Regions from separate parts of the Homo sapiens genome. Here region 2 is linked to region 1. Evidence: chromatin contacts called from ENCODE Hi-C or POLR2A ChIA-PET data. All regions are on one chromosome and are shown on one strand. The core of a region is the stretch at or near the end of the contact, and the rest is flanking DNA. Distances in the headings are between cores, read along the strand shown.

Region 1 (4,990 bases), core at 1,156-3,655:
GGGTGAGGTTGTGAGATGTGTCCACAGCTCGAGGGGTCAGCTCAGGGGCATGTGGTGGCTAAAAACAAATTTGGGCTCTATCTGCCTAGTCAGCTTCAGCTGCTGGAAAGGGGCCTCTTCTAATTATGGCAGTCCTGCCTGACGGAGTTCCAGCATTTTATCCACTGGGGAGGAGGAGGAAGCCAGGCGCTTGGAACTGTGCTTCTATCAGCCCCAAAGCTGACAGTGAGGGCCCCTCCTGAGCGGGGAAGGGAATCTGGGGGCTTGTTAACTCTTATCTTTGCAGGAAACTCTCCAACAGATCTCAGCAGAGTTTCTGGCCAGAAGCAGTGTTCAAGAAGGACAAGGGTGTTCCTGATATTGCACTTGACATGCTTGGCTGCGAGAATAAATTTTCCTGAGGGGGCCTAAGAGGGGCTTGTTCCTTGTACCTGAAGCTCCAAGTGGCTCTATGGGACGCTGGTGGGACTCCGTGGCTCCCTGTGGCTGCCAACGGTCACGTGAACTGGGCACCAAACAGACCTTAGGGATTAGCTAGTCTAATGTATTTTACACAGGAGGAAATTGAGAATCAGGAGGTTAAAGGATTGTCTGAAGGCCACACAACTAATAAGAGGTAGCAAATCTGGAATCTGATTTCATTTCTTTAAACTAAAATCAAAGACATTTCACCATACTACTGAGCTATGGCTTAGAAGAGGGAAAATGGGAAGAAGAAAGGGAATGTCATAAGAAGGAGATTGGGGCGGAGAAAGACAGGGAGGATCAGGACTTAGTCACTTGATTTCCATGGAATGTTCTGGAATATATCCATTGAGAGATAAGAATTGATTTTATGGTTTATTTCTCTATTCTCATGCCTAAATTGTAGATATTAATCTCCTGGTTTACACACTTATTTCTACTTCTGCCACGACAAAAGTTAGGGAAATATGGCATAAATATCAGAGCAAGCTTTTACTAATTTCTTTTTGTTAAAAAAATATATAAAGATAGCTTCCTGCTGAACCAAGAGTCTAGTAAGACACAAAAATATGAAATCATTTTCAACAAGGTCTTGAAATTTTAGAAAAATCTCTGCAAGGCAGAGAGAAGTACATTTGAGCATTGAGAATCAACACCACTTAACACTATTCCTGTGTTCCCAAGGCATCACAAGACACTCAGTACTTTTAAAGATGTTAGAATTAAAACTTAGCTACCATGTTGGAAACGAAGCTCAGTGTGTTGTACTGATTAAATGTAATGCCATGGATCTGGCTTTTCTAGGACTTAGCCATGTCCAGACATTAGAAAAGCAGGTGAAATGGGAGACCTGCAGGGGACAGGCATCCCATTGCGACTGTCACCTGGGAATTCCAATGGGGCAGCCCATCCTGCAACAGGAAGCTTCCAGTTCAGATTGGAGGGTTTCCTATGCACAGCAAAGACCTTTCGCCATACCACTGGGCTATGGCTTAGAAGAGGGGGAAATTAAAAGAAGAAAGTGGGTGTTATAAGAAGAAGATTGCGGCAGAGAAGGAGACGGAGGTCACATAAAACAAAGAGGCCTCAAAATAGAGACGGGGGCAGGCAAATGAGGTTGCACACCTGTGTTTCTGGTTTCACTGCCCTCTGTAGTCTGTTTGTGCTTTCAGGAAGAACTTCTCCCTTGCTCAGAGCTGTAGACCCGTAATGTGAGTTGACCTTTCTCAAGAAATGCACAGCTAAAAAAAGTTGGCAAGGTTTGACTGAAGCCATGAGAGCTTCCCTAGGTCATGCATGGCAACCACTCTCACAAGTAAAATCTTGATGCACATGTTTGAACATCTGAGTGTCTTCATTTACTCAATGTTTGATTTAAGAGAAAGAGAACCAGGAACTCCAGGTGAACAGTTTTCAAAAACTGTCAGTGGTTACAGGTGTAGGAATGAGTTCAAGGGGGGCGGTTTTATGGCAAGTCTGCCAAGGGCCCCTCTCTCCTCAATGGATGCCAGCAGGCGGGTCCCTGTGGCCCCCGCACAAGGGCGTCTGACTCACCTGTAGCCCTGAATTGAGCTTTCCTTGCCAATTAGCTCTGCAATGAGCCAACATACTCTTTTCTTCCTTCGATAGGAGGCTGCTGCAGATACAGAGGACAGGAAGGTTTCCAGTGACTAATTTGCCTATAACTTTAGTCATCTTCACCAATGCCAAGGAGTTTGTGGTTTCACAGTGACTCATCCTGCAATGTTCACAGCTGTGTGGAGAGCGAGTGAAGCAGCCCCTGAGAGGCTGAACCTGGGGCAGCCAGGGTGCCGGGTATTGATGGTTCGGGATAAAACCACCCACCACGTCCATCACATGGCTTTGGACGTGACTCTTGTGTGTCAGTGGTGTGGCTCGACCTGTGCCTGGAGAGGTGACCTCTGTGTTGCTCATGAGGACCTGAGAGATGGCACTCCATACTGCCACTCCAGACCAGAACCCACATCTCCAAAGCACTAGGCTTAGTGTTTTGACACATCCCTGACATGCCTATCTGACCAGACCAAGCTAACATGGGCCAAAGACTGGCTTACCTCTTATCACCCTTCCCACAGCTCCCTAACTCTAGGCCTTGATAGGAGGCCAAGAACAAGAAGTTCTGCCTCTGGTTGTGACCATTTCTGCTGAGTCATGTGGACTCAGCTCCATTTTCCACAGATATTTAAAAAAGAGCTGCCCTATGGTTTCATTAGGTACCGTACCTGACAGCAAAGAAGAGCTCATTGAAAATATCTAAATAGAAACATCCGAGTCCTGATGTACCAGGACGACTGAGCTTCTATAAGTGCCAAGAAGATTGATTTGGGTTTAATGATAAGCTGTGGTTGCACCATCATGGAGCAGTTTCAGGAAGCACTGAGGACATTGATAGAGACCTACAAGGTCCACGTGGAAAATGAGCAAGATGAAGCAGAGACATTGCACAGACTCCAGAGGCCCAAAAACTGTGAATGGGAAAGCATGACATTAAGAACTGCCGCTCCGGATCCAACCCACAGTCTGCTCCAGCCAGTGTTCTGGAGTTTGGAAAAGAATATTTCACAGGATGATATTTGAATTCACACATTTGTTCAATGTTGTTGTATGTCAGGGAGCTCCCTGTTGCATCACCCCCACCTCCAGTGAATATGCTCTATGGATCCCTCATGGGATGCTTACGGCTCATGTCAAATTTCAGAGCTAAATCCAGCTTCCCAAATCAGGGCCCTTCTCCACCAGGCTGTCCAGGGACAAAACTCAACGTAACTCAAGCCTGAATTTGTGAGCAGACATGGGCTCTCCCTGTTGGAGAATGAGAGCATGCATTATTTAAATTCCTTTTCACTTAATTTATCAAACTAATATGCCGAGGTATTTTCTGTATCACAAGGGACCGTTTGGTAGCAGCCTGCATGGAGTAAGCATTTAATGTTTACCGAGTGAATGTATAATAAAGCTGAATTGCTGAACGCTTAAGTAAACATGGCCTATTAGAGGGAAGGCAACGTGGTGTCAGTAAGGAGAAATCACGTCTCACTAATCTCCTTGAGTTCTTTGAGCAGATAAATAAGCATATGGATAAGAGGGAACCACAGAACCCAATTTAATTTGACTTTCAAAAACCTGTGAGAAAATCCCACTTTAAAGACTGTTTTTTAAAAAATTGAGTCACTAAGGGTTGTTTTACCATCGATATGGAATTGGCTTAAAGACCATAAACAAAGCTACACATAAGTGGATGCATTCCCAGATGGAAAACTATAAACACTGGGATTTCCTGGAGATCTTATCTATGATGGGTCTTTTTACGTGTTTGTGAATGACCGAGACGAAGAAGACTATATTGCAACTCCAGGTTCAAGTAATACCTCATTCTTCTGGGAGGAATGTCAAGTTGATGGAAATTCCATTCAGTTGGAACAAGAATATATTGGATGCTGAAGAGTCAATATGTGTTTATGTCATGGGGTTTAAAAAAAATACAAGATACAGTTCTTGGCCTTAAAGAGCTAATAATCAAGCTAGAGTGAAAGCCATATCCTCCTTCACTGTAAATACTGGAAGGCACAAGGGGATCAACTGTGACAACGAGTGACACACATGGTGAGCGCTGCCAGAGTTCAGGGAAGGGGAAAAGTGCATGTGGATGGAGGCAGGGAAGGCTTCCTGGAGGAGGCAGTATCTGAGGAGTGTCTTGAAGAACAGCAAGAGTTTGGATGGGTGTGGAAGAGGTGGAGGGTTTTCTTGTGAGAAGCAGTAATGTGTCACCTGCCAAGTACTGTGTAGAGGGAGAGGTTATATGCATGATCCCATGTGGCTTTATGACAGCCCAGTAAGGTGGATCATATCCCCCAACTCCAGGCCTTGAGAGGAGGCCAAGAATAAGAAGTTCTGCCACTGGTTGTGACCATTTCTGCTGAGTCATGTTGATTCAGCTCCACTTTCCATGGATATTTTTAAAAAGAGCTGCCCCAGCTCTTTTTTAAGTTAAGAAATGTGGCCAGGTACAGTGGCTCAGGGCTATAATCCCAACAATTTGGGAGGCCAAGGTGAGAGGATCACCTGAGGCCAGGAGCTCGAGACTAACCTTGGCGACATAGTAAGACCCCCATCTCTGCCAAATTTTTTTTTTTTAAAATTAGCCAGGCATGGTGGCACACACATGCAGTCCCAGCTACCTAGGAGGCTGAGGTGGGAGGATCACTTGGGCCCAGGAGTTTGAGGCTGCAGTGAGCTCTGATCACACCACTGAACTCCAGCCTGGGTGACAGAGCAAGACCGTGTCTCCAAAAAAAAAAAAAAAAAGATATGTGCTCAAGCTCACGTCATAATCAATATGAGCCCCACTGTTACACTGCCTTCAATTCTGAGGCAGTGTCAGCGTGAGCAAGGCAGAGGTCAGGTCTCTCCAGAGCAGGTGAGGGTGAGCAGGGAGAGGCTGGAGTGACGATTTGTATTGGGGAGCAGTGAGAGACAGGGTGGAGCACACACAATGGATCTAAGA
Region 2 (4,990 bases), core at 717-3,216, 180 kb after region 1:
GTACGTGCACACTTGAAATCACTAACACTGGTGGTGATGAGAGTAGTTTCATCATTTGACACATTGATCTCCTGAAGCATTCTCCTGGGGAATGGAAGTGATGCTAAAACATGGAAGAAAGGGACTGAACTATTTCGGAATTTTAACGTTGTCTTTAAAAACGTGTGCTCTGGTTTTGCTAGGTGAGCATGCTGTGCCTCACAATAGAATTACACTAAACCACGTTAATTGTGACTCATTAGGGATGGCAGCATTAACGAATATTCCAGCACTGGTTAGGATGGCCTAAGTTGTACAGCAGTAACAAACAACAGAGGTTTGCTTCACACTTGCGCCACATCTTGGGTCAGCTGGGGTCTCTGCTCTTTGTTACCCTCTTTCACTGACCAGGCAAAGGAGCTGCTCCTCCCCAGACCATGGTTGGTTACCGTAATATAAGGGAAAGAGGAGTCACACACTGGCCGGAAAGGCTTTTGCCTGAGAATGCTACTTCTTGCGTACTTCTTATTGTCCAAGGTGGATCATTTGGCCAAGACTAATTCTAAGTTACATGGCTTAGCTTACCTGAATTACAGCACAGCTTTTCAAAGTAATGGGTGCAAGACAACGTATTAGGATACAGAAGAAAATTTGAATATGTATATTTTATCTCACTTTATCCTTTAAATTTTTCTATATTTGTGTTTTTGGTTAACAATACTGTATTGGAAAGTAAAACATAGATTATTTTTAATTATAAAAATCACATATATCAGGAGTGTTCTCTTTTCCCCTGATTAAGTGCTTAATCAAAAAAGTTGAGATCATTGTTTATACAGTAGATACAAATCTGCAATAAGCATATTGTACATAGAAACTGGGTCTCAGTTATGACCAAGGATAGTGCTTTTGGTTAAAATGTTACATGGAAAAGAGATGCAGAAGCTTTGAAAGTAAATTCTATTCTGTGTTAGCTAGGCCTCTGGGAGCTAGCTGACCACCCTCCCCTCAGTTTTCACTAAACGCTTGTTTAGGACTGTATTAGTCCATTCTTGCATTGCTATAAAGAAATACCTGAGTCTGGGTAATTTATAAAGAAAAGAGGTTTAATTGGCTTCTGGTTCTGCAGGCTGTACAAGAAGCATGATGCTAGCATCTGCTCAGTTTCTGGGGAGGCCTCAGGAAACTTACAGTCATGGTGGAAGGTGAAGGAGGAGCCAGCCTTTCACATGGCCAGAGCAGGAGCAAGAGAGAGTGAGGGGGGAGGTGCCACACACTTTTAAGCCACCAGATCTCACAAGAAAACTCACTCCCGTTGCAAGGACAGTACCAAGATGAATGGTGCTAAACCATTCTTGAGAAACCACCCGCATGATCCAGTCACCTCCCACCAGGCCCCACCTCCAACACTGGGGATTACAATTTAAGATTTGGGTGGGGACACTGATCCAAACCATATCAGGGACTCACTATTTTATACACACACACACACACACACACACATATATATATAATATGTTATATATATTATATGTTATATAATGTCATATATAATATATGTTATATATAGTTATATATATATATGTTCATTTACTCCTCACAAGGACCCTATGAAATATGATTACTGTCTCCACTTTAGAGATGAGGGGATTGAGGCAGAAAGGGGTTAAGTAACTTGCTGAGATCACAGAGCTAGAAAGGGCAGCACTGGCATCTGACCTAGTTGTTGAGAATGCAGAAACAATCTGAAAATTAGCTCTTGGAATACAGACCCCTATGAAGATAGGGATGGCCTACATCACCAAATGCCATCCTGTCTGTTTTAAAGCAAGACATAGGAGAGCTATCAGACATCTTAGATGTACGTGGGGAAGGCGCCCCGCTACAAGAACCAGTATTATCTGAGTGGGCACCTCCTCCCAGCACTGGGTGTAAGTGGCTCCGTGCCATGGAGTTGTTGGGTAATAACGCCAGGACTGGCTTGATGACAGTGACTCACAGTAGAAAAATGTCCTTGCAACAGACCAAAGAACCCACTTTAATTTGCACAGCTTAGAATGGGCCACTGGTTGCCCTGCCAAGGGATCCCTGTACCAGCTGATTTTCATATCCACAAACACACACACAAAAGCACCTATTTAAATATTGCAAATAATACCACATTGCATTTTTATTATGCTTTATAGTTTACAAAGCACATTACAATGCTACTTTATTATTCTTAGTGTGCTCCAATATAATTTCACTTGCCTTCTCTTTTCTCACCTTTTTCTCATCTTTAGTTTCTTTTTCCTTTTCCTCTCAGCATCCGTGCCAACTTTCCCCACACTCCAGCTTTCTTCCTTTCGTTTCTTCCTGCTCTTCCCTCTCCCTGCGAGTTGTGGAGGTGGTACCTTTCCCGAAGTGATCCCTAATTGAGTTTAGTCAGGTGTCAGTTAAAGGCAACTGAGGGGAATGAAACAATTCTCCAAGGAACAAAACAGTTGTAACATGGAGCTCCTGTTGTAAATAGCAGTTGCTATTTAAATCAAGTAAGAAGGATGGATTATTGTGCTTTAAGAAGGGGATGAAATGAATCCTGTATTTAAAGAGAGCCTGGGGGAAAGGGTTATCTGCATCTCACATCCCCGGCATCACTGTGTCTGCAAAACATCTTTCACAAAGTTTTCTTTGCAGTTAGAGAACAGCCTGTGAGAGAAATGCTCAAAGAAATACATAAACATGAGTACAAGGGGTGTGCAAACAGGTGTTGCACTGAGCGCAGAACCCATTTGGCGGCCCTTTGTCCTGGTTCCTTTGTATAACTCAGCAAGAAGTTGAGGTTTAGAAAAGGCAGGTTTGAGGAAGTGCCGTCTGTGGCCTCTTAACTGTGGACGTCACTGATGAGAACAGATCGAACTTTAGATGCCTTCCTTAGAAATTTTGTTGTTTTGAAGTCAAACCTCAATCACAATGAACAAATATATTTGCATAAGGAGAGGAGGTGTATAGTGCCCTGGCAGGAATTAAGACTAAAACGTGGGAGTAAAGCTGTAGATGCTTCTGTTGCTTTTTAACCAAGAGGCCACAGACACAGGCCGGGAGGCTGAGAGGGCAACCTGCCATTTGGCCAGCGTCACTTTGCGATTGTTATAAATACTTTATCATAGCTTGAGTACAGACATGCCTTTTCAATGAAATACATCCTGACTTATTTTGCAGAGGGTACTAGTTTCATAGGGTGACTGTAACAAATTAACACAAACTATTAATAGGTGGCCTAAAACAACAGAAATGTCTTCTCTCACAGTTTTGGAGGAGTTGGCAGGGCCACGTTCCCTCGAAGACTCCAGGTAAATCCCCTTCTTGCCTTCTCTCGGCTTCTGATGGCTCCCAACAATGCTGGGCATCCCTTGGGTTACAGCTGCATTGCTCCAGTCTCTGCCTCTGTCGATGTGTGGCCCGCACTCTGTGTGTATGTCTGTGTCTCCTCTTACAAGGACACCAGTCATATGGGATTACGGCTCACCTTAATGAATTTATTGTAACTTGATTACCTCTGAAAAGACCCCATTTCCAAAAAAGATCACATTCACAGGTACTGGGGGTTAGGACTTAACATATCTTTTGGGAGGACACATAGTAATAGAATCTACACAGTTTTTAGTTTAAATGAAAATTAGGGCCAGGTGCGATGGCTCATGCCTATAATCCTAGCACTTTGGGAAGCCAAGGCAGGTGGATCACCAGAGGTCAGGAGTTTGAGACCAGCCTGGCCAACATGGTGAAACCCCATCTCTACTAAAAATACAAAAATTAGCCGGGCATGTTGGCTCATGCCTGTAATCCCCACTACTCGGGAGGCTGAGGCAGGAGAATTGCTTGAACCTGGGAGGTGGAGGTTGCAGTGAGCCGAGATCTCACCACTGCACTCCAGCCTGGGCGACAGAGTGAGACTTTGTCTCCAAAAAAAAAAAAAGAGAGAAAAAATTGCAGTGACATGGTAACAAGAACACCAAAATGGGAAAGAATAGAGTAGATTTCCAGTTCTGATTCTGTGTGCCACAAACATTTCTGAAGTAGAACCTGAGGTAGCTCAAAAAGGCACCTCAGCTGTGGACTGGGCCGGAAATGGGTGTTTGGCTAGTAAAACGCATCATTTTACTTTACCAACATAGTACCAGACATTTAAGGCTAACAAATTCACTCTTGCTCAGAAGAGAAAAAGCCTACCAGATTTTTAGTCTTGATTTAGACTTTACCAAACATTTCTAAAGGATAGGAAAAGTCCATCTGAGGCTTACCTTCCGTTGCCAGGCACACACCTGGCCTCCTCAGTATCTGCTGCAGGTCTGGTTTACTTGTCTCTTGAGGTGGTCAGTGAGGATTTTGAACCAGTAGTGAATGGAGGGACATTGGTATGTCATGTTAGGAAGTGGCTGAAAAATTCAGGGAAGGTGCTTTCTTTCGTAAAGGTTTGTGATTCAAACACCTGAAAACTGGTACTGCTGAAACTTTAACCGTCCTTATTTAGAACATTTCAGGGACAAGGTAAGCAGCCTTCTAGATCTTTGAAAAAATGTGGATTTAAATGGAATTCCTCTGGGTTGAAACCAGAAGTACAGCTGATTTTGTTTTCATAGTTTGTGGGTGTTTGCCTTTTTCATCCCACCACGTTTATTTAAAAGGTTGTCTTCTTGAGATCCTCCATTGGAAAGAAAATGCAGTGTTGAAAAACAGAACAATGTGGATGGCAGGTGAGAGAGGGCACACGAGGAAGAACCAAGCCGGGGCTCCTCCTCGATGCTGAGGGGCATGAAGAGGGGTGGCCTGAACTTGGCCGCCCACTGCCAGCCACTCTTGAGGTGGCTTTTGGGGCCTACTTAGGTTCTGCCTCAGACACACACAGAATCAAAACTGGAAACCTAGTTTTTGTGTTATTAATAAGCCACTCCCAATTCTCTCTCTCTCTCTCTCTCTCTCTCTCTCTCTCTCTCTCTCTCTCTCTCTCTCTCTCTCAGAGACAGGGTCT

What was found. Hi-C counts contacts between places; a loop is a spot of excess contacts on that map. ChIA-PET counts read pairs that join two places held with the same protein, here RNA polymerase II (POLR2A). Pooled maps may share reads with other maps.
Region 2: a pooled map shows a loop between it and region 1 (4-fold over the local background). The contact joins two enhancer-like sites. A Hi-C loop is called at or near these places in 11 of 37 single-sample maps with no recorded cell type and 11 of 50 pooled maps. POLR2A ChIA-PET finds 5 or more read pairs at or near these places in 1 of 52 experiments (MCF 10A).

Annotation. Positions count from the first base shown.
Region 1 is chr7:139,913,831-139,918,820 of GRCh38, reverse strand. All of the region lies in intron 4 of TBXAS1 (thromboxane A synthase 1), which reads right to left. Among named protein-coding and RNA genes, the nearest start is that of TBXAS1, 87 kb to the right of the region's middle. RefSeq lists enhancers at 1,614-1,913, 1,816-3,015, 3,917-4,990. Within about 2 kb of position 2,405, at least 22 of the 41 ENCODE cell types and tissues checked have a DNase peak (open chromatin) inside an H3K27ac peak, as active enhancers do.
Region 2 is chr7:139,729,312-139,734,301 of GRCh38, reverse strand. All of the region lies in intron 1 of HIPK2 (homeodomain interacting protein kinase 2), which reads left to right. Among named protein-coding and RNA genes, the nearest start is that of HIPK2, 46 kb to the left of the region's middle. Within about 2 kb of position 1,966, at least 29 of the 41 ENCODE cell types and tissues checked have a DNase peak (open chromatin) inside an H3K27ac peak, as active enhancers do.